Linked DNA regions of Homo sapiens: region 2 is linked to region 1. Evidence: read pairs that join two places in POLR2A ChIA-PET (ENCODE). Cell type or tissue: PC-9. All regions are shown on one strand. Links, peaks and the distances in the headings refer to the core of each region. The heading gives the core; the rest is flanking DNA. Region 1 overlaps PNPT1 (polyribonucleotide nucleotidyltransferase 1). Region 2 overlaps LOC112268416 (a long non-coding RNA gene).

Region 1 (2,923 bases), core at 211-2,710:
TTTAGTATGAGTCTCCGTAACCATTTTTAAGATGAATTTTAAAAATCTGGACTTTTTACCTGTACTACAGCAGAGCCATCTGCAAATCTGGCCAGCTTTCCAGAAGATATTTCTAATTTCCTGTTTAAAAATAAAAATGCAATACAAGAAGACTTAGGTCATCTGTACAATTCCTGCTTAGTATAAAATAATAAAAGATTCTAAGGGAAGATTCTAACCCCCAACCCACCCACTCCACCAACAAAAAGGGGCAGAATCCATGATCATTATCAAAAGTAAAAGTGGAATTTAAGAGTGGCTTAAAGAAGAATACGGAAACCAAGGCACAGGATTGATCTGAACAGGAAAGTCTTTTGGAGGTTCAGAAGTTAACTGCTTCCCTAAATGTTAATTCCCATGTACCATCTATTTTTTTTTTGAGGTGGGGGGTGGTCTTTGTGCCTTGTATCTTCTTTTTCTTTTCTTTTTTTTTTTTTGAGACAGGGTCTTGCTCTGTTGCCCAGGCTGGAATGCAGTGGCACAATTACAGCTCACTGCAACCTAGAACACCTAGGCTCAAGCGATCCTCCAACTCAGCTTCCTGAGTAGTTGGGACTACATGTGCACACCACTACACTTGGCTAATTTTAGTTTTTGTATGGATGAGTTCTTACTATATTGTTTAGGCTGGTCTTGAACTCCTGGCCTCAAGCAATTCTCCTGCCTTGGCCTCCCAAAGTGCTGGGATTACAGGTATGAGCCACTGTGCCTGGCTCCATTTACCATCTTAGTACAGTCTCTTATCATCTCTCACCTTGTTGACTACAGTAATGTTTTAACATACAAACAGGATTGTTTCCCTACTTAAAAATCCTTTAGCCAGGCGTGGTGTCTCCCACCTGTAATCCCAGGACTTTGAAAGGCTGAGGCAGGCCTGATCACCCGAGGTCAGGAGTTCAAGACCAGCCTGGCCAACATGGTGAAATCCCATCTCTACAAAAAATATCAAAATTAGCTGGGCATGGTGTTGCGTGTCTATAATCCCAGCTACCAAGGAGGCCGAGGCAAGAGAACTGCTTGAACCCAGGAGGGGGAGGTTACAGTGAGCCGAGATTGTGCCAATGCAGTCCAGCCTGGGTGACAGAGTGAGACTCTGTAACAAAAACAAAACAAAACAAAACAACAACAACAACAACAACAACAAAAAACTTTAGAATTTCTCCCAATGCTTTTAGGACAAAATATAAACTCCTAAATATTGCCTATAAGGACCTTCATGTTCAACAGAAGGGGAAAGAACAATTTTCAATTCAATGAGGAAAGAGTAGCCTTTTGAGGCAATAGTGGACAACTGGATGCAAAAAAGAATGAATCTTCATAAATTAAGTCAAAATGGATCCTAGACCCAAACGTAAGAGCTAAAACAATAAAAGTTTTAGAAACAAAACACAGGAGTAAATCTTCAGAGACTTGGGCCACACAAAGTCTTAAATATGACATCAAAAGCATAAATGACAAAAGAAAAAAATAGGTAAGCTGATTTCATCAAAATTTAAAACTTTAATTAAGAAAGTAAAAGAAACACCATAGATTAAGAGAAAAATATTTGCAAACCATGTATCTGATAAGGGACTTGTGTTAATATCTAGAATATTTAAAGAATGCTTACAATTCAACAATAAAGACAACTGAATTTTAAAACTTGGCAAAGGATTTGAATAGCCATGTCTCCAAAAAAGACATACAAATGGCCAGTAAGTACATAAAAATATGCTCAATATCATTAACTATCAGGGAAATACAAATCCAAATCACAGTGAATACCACTTGACAGCTGTTATGAATGTTCCTTGTAGCATTATTCATAATAGTTCCCAAATGGAAACAACCCAAATGTCCATCAACTGATGAATGGATAAGCTAAATGTGGTATAATCCATACAACTGATTATTATTCAGCGATAAAAAGGAACAAAGTACTAATACATGTCACAACATGGATAAACCCTGACAACATTATGTTAAGTGAAAGAAGACAGTCACCAAAGACTATGTTTCCATGTAAGAAATATTCATAATAGGCAAATCCACAGCGATGGAAAGTAGATTAGTGGTTACCTGGGGCTGGGGAGAAACGCTAAGTGACTACTACTAATGAATTTCTTTTTAGGGTGATAGAAGTGTTCTAAAATTGATGGTGGTAATGGCTGCAAAACTTTGAATATACTAATATCCATTGAACTGTACACTTTATTTATCTGTATTTACTTATTTTGAGATAGGGTCTTGCTCTGTTGCCCAGGCTGGAGTGCCGTGGTGCCATCTCAGCTCATCTCAGCCTTGACCTCCCAGGCTCAAGTGATCCTCCCATCTCAGCCTCCCGAGTAGCTCGAAATACAGGTGTGCACCACCATGCTGGGCTAATTTTTAAATTTTTTGTAGAGATGAGGTCTCACTATGTTACCCAGGCTGGTCTCAAACTCCTGGACTCAAGCAATCCTCCTGCCTTGGCCTCTCAAAGTGCTAGGATTACAAATATAAGCCACTGCTCCCAGACGAGTTGTACACTTTAAATTAACTGTATGGTATGTGAATTATATCTTAATAAAGGTGTCTTATATACATGAAATAGGCAGCACTATTAGCCTTATTCCCTAGTTTCAGCAGAGAATGCAAAAAGAGGTTACTGATGTCTTGAAACAGACCAGCAAAACTTGTCAAAGAGCTCAAGATTCATCAAAAGGTGTTTTGAGATGAAACCAAGTCAGTGACCCCTGAAGATACAGAGAAAGAGAAAGATGTTGTGTCACATGAACTCAGTTTCGGCAACATTCTATCATAGTCTGGTGCTGAAAATGCACAAACCAAACACAAGCATGTAGACAGGCCCAATGCCCTACCCCAAGTAAGATTATTCTGTCTTTCACATACCAAGGAGATGAAG
Region 2 (2,923 bases), core at 320-2,819, 150 kb after region 1:
TGTGGGCTACCTCTGGGGAGGGGGCGAACTCAGGACAAACTGCTCCTTTGCCAAAGGCGATTTCTGGCAAGGGGTTCAACTATGACCTGGCAGAAGCCAACATTGCTGGTATCTAGGGGAATGATTATCCTGGTAGAGGAGGATCTGGGTGGCATTACCACATCCACTACACTGGGCCCACTTCAGGCCAGATTGAGGAAGTTTTGCTTTATTTGGTAGGCCTTGGGATGCCATTGGAGATGTTTACACAGATAAATCATGTGAGTCAGAGCTGTATTTGAGAAGATTAGTCTAGTTGTATGCTCAGATTGGATTGGAGGTGGTGGATAAACTGCAGATAGAGAGGCCATTGGGAGACTATTGAAATAGTCCAGATGAAGAAATAAAGGCCTGAACAGGGGTGTTGGCAGCAGAAATGGAAAAAGCGGTGGTTGCAAGAGATATGTTAATGCTAAAATTCCCAGGCCCTGGTGACTAATTGAATATGGGGAATATGGAAAAATCAAAGGTGATTTCATAATTTTGAGCCTAGCTGAAATGTATGAATGATGGTTCTGGCAGTAGATATTTAAGAAGGATATAGGTTTGGTGTAGATTTGTTGAATTTGCAGTATGACTGCCACCCAAGTAGAAGTGGCTTACAGGTGGCTGGGCAGTTTCTTGGGAGGGCAAAATACACATACATAAAAAGTTCTATGATGATATGAAGATGTTCATGTAGCAGTATTAGCATCAAATTTGTGTAAAAGAAGTTAATGCTACAAGAGGCCAGAGAAGACAGAAATCACTGTAGCCAAGAAGTGTTCATGGAGGAGGTTGCCTTTGAATGGGGTCTAGGTGCAGGTGTTAGATTTATGATGAGGAAGAAGAGATAGGGAGGGCAGGATGATGACATTCTGAGTGGAGCCAATGGTTTGAGCAGAGACAGAGAGGTAGAAATTCATACTGCATATTTAGAATACCATGAGAAGATCAGTTTGATTGGAACATAGGATTCATTTAAGGAAAGTTTGGTTTAAAAAGTTGAACAATTGATTGCGGAGAAACTTGAATGACAGGCTAAGTGATAGGGAGCATAAAGGAGTTTAGGTGATTTTTTGGTAAAACTTTGCCTCTGTTTCTGAAGTTTGATCCTTTCATCTGCCTGGATGTGGGTCTTCAGAACCCACAGAACTAGAACTCTCCACTCGAGAGACACTTGTGCTTGTGATACAGAAGGCTACTGGTCACTGAGAGTCTTTTTCATGGAGATTGTGTGACGGCACATTGGAGGAAATTCCAGCTGCATGTGTTTCTGAGGCTTTTACATCCACAGTCTTTGCTTAGCTTTCATGAGGCACAAAGAATGTGTGGCCTAATTGGTGAGCTGGTTTACTGGCTCACCCTGAAAAGTAAACATTGTGTATCTGTAAGTGGAAATTCAGTATGTGTAATCTAGCTGCCTAGTCACGCCTGCCCCAAACGCTGTTGAAAACTTTGACCAAGGACTATAAAACTGTCAAGATCTGGGGCCCAAGCTTGCTTTCACACCAAATAATTCATTACTGAAGCTATGGGAAGATAACAGGACATGCATTTGACTTGCTGCTATTCCTTGTTTGCTACAGAAGCATCTGGCAGAGCTAAATGGCTTTGTATTACATCATGTTTCATTTCTTCTTTTTATTTATCATCTATTTTTATTTGTGTGACATGGAAACTTGCCCCACCCACCTCTGAGCACTCTCATTGAATAAAAAATGTATCTTGATATAACTTCAGTGACTTCAAAATGGAATCCTCAGATCGACACTTGGACCATTAAAAAAACAATGTCAACAAAATTTCTTTTGTGTCTTTGAGCAGATGTTTAATTTTATCCTCCTCCCAAGTGGTCATAGGCTGCTATTAGACTTCCTGACTGCCATTTTGTAACATCCAAAGGATCACTTGTTTTGTTTCCTTTGCATAATTTCATCACAGAGTGTTTGAAACGGTTTTTGGGAACAAGAAGAGAATTGCTGTTTAAGGAACTATTTTTTTTTGGAACAGGAAGTAAATGATATATGCTGAAGCCCCCATGGAAGCTTTTGGAATGGCCTGCTAGATTTAGGACCAGAGATGGAGAATATGCAATTCATAATGTACAGCTACTTCTGTTAAGGCAAAGTGGCCCTAACGTGTCTATAGCTTTCCTCACAGGTAATTGCATGCATGGGCTTTCACTCAACAGAAAAAAATGTGCCAAATCTTGAGCAATTAAAAAAAAATGCAAAAATCTGAGCATGTTATTAAGTTGCAACTGATATTCAACAGCTCTACATTAATCTCTAAGAAGCATACAAAGGAGTACTTACTGTTTTATCAATTCTTCAGTCCTACACAATTGAATATATTCTTCAGCCCACATAAATGTTTACTGCATTATAAGGGATTTTTATGTTTAAACTTTATATTTAACAGTGTCCTTTAGATGTTTGGTCTAAAGGAAGTGCATTTCAGTGGTCTAAAAAAGAATCTCACAGGTATGTGTATTGTGTTTTCAATTTAAATTAGACATTGTAACTGCTTAATGCCTTACCTATTCCATTTAGATCCTTCATGAAAACAGACTAATTTTAATAGCTGCCTAGATATTCCTAGTCTTCTTTCTTTCTTTCTTTCTTTCTTTCTTTCTTTCTTTCTTTCTTTCTTTCTTTCCTTTCTTTCTTTCCCTCCTTCTCCTTCCTCTTCCTCTTCCTCTCCTTCTCCTTCTCCTCCTTCTTCGATAGGGTCTCACTCTGTTGCCCAGGCTAGAGTGCAGTGGTACGATCATAGCTCACTGCAGCCTTGAACCGTGGGATCAAGCGATCCTCCTGCCTCAGCCTTTCAAGTAGCTGGGACTAGAGGCACGCACTTCCTAGTGTAAAGTTAGTTTTTTCTTTATTTGCCTTGTCTAGAGATG

Evidence for each region. Peaks named below come from ENCODE experiments on the same cell type or tissue, not always from the same donor. Only the 100,000 strongest peaks of a DNase experiment are listed, where the experiment ranks them.
Region 2: POLR2A ChIA-PET joins it to region 1 with 8 read pairs; 3 of 35 experiments call an interaction of 5 or more read pairs at or near these places.

What each region holds. Positions count from the first base shown.
Region 1 is chr2:55,687,586-55,690,508 of GRCh38, forward strand. PNPT1 (polyribonucleotide nucleotidyltransferase 1) reads right to left here. Exons shown (of 28, transcript NM_033109.5): 2 at 60-120. Among named protein-coding and RNA genes, the nearest start is that of PNPT1, 4.8 kb to the right of the region's middle. In PC-9, for the core only: no CTCF peak of the experiment used is centred there; no DNase peak of the experiment used is centred there.
Region 2 is chr2:55,841,962-55,844,884 of GRCh38, forward strand. All of the region lies in intron 2 of LOC112268416 (a long non-coding RNA gene), which reads left to right. Among named protein-coding and RNA genes, the nearest start is that of EFEMP1, 80 kb to the right of the region's middle. In PC-9, for the core only: no CTCF peak of the experiment used is centred there; a DNase peak (open chromatin) is centred at 1,390; H3K4me3 peaks cover 623 bases; H3K27ac peaks cover 1,945 bases.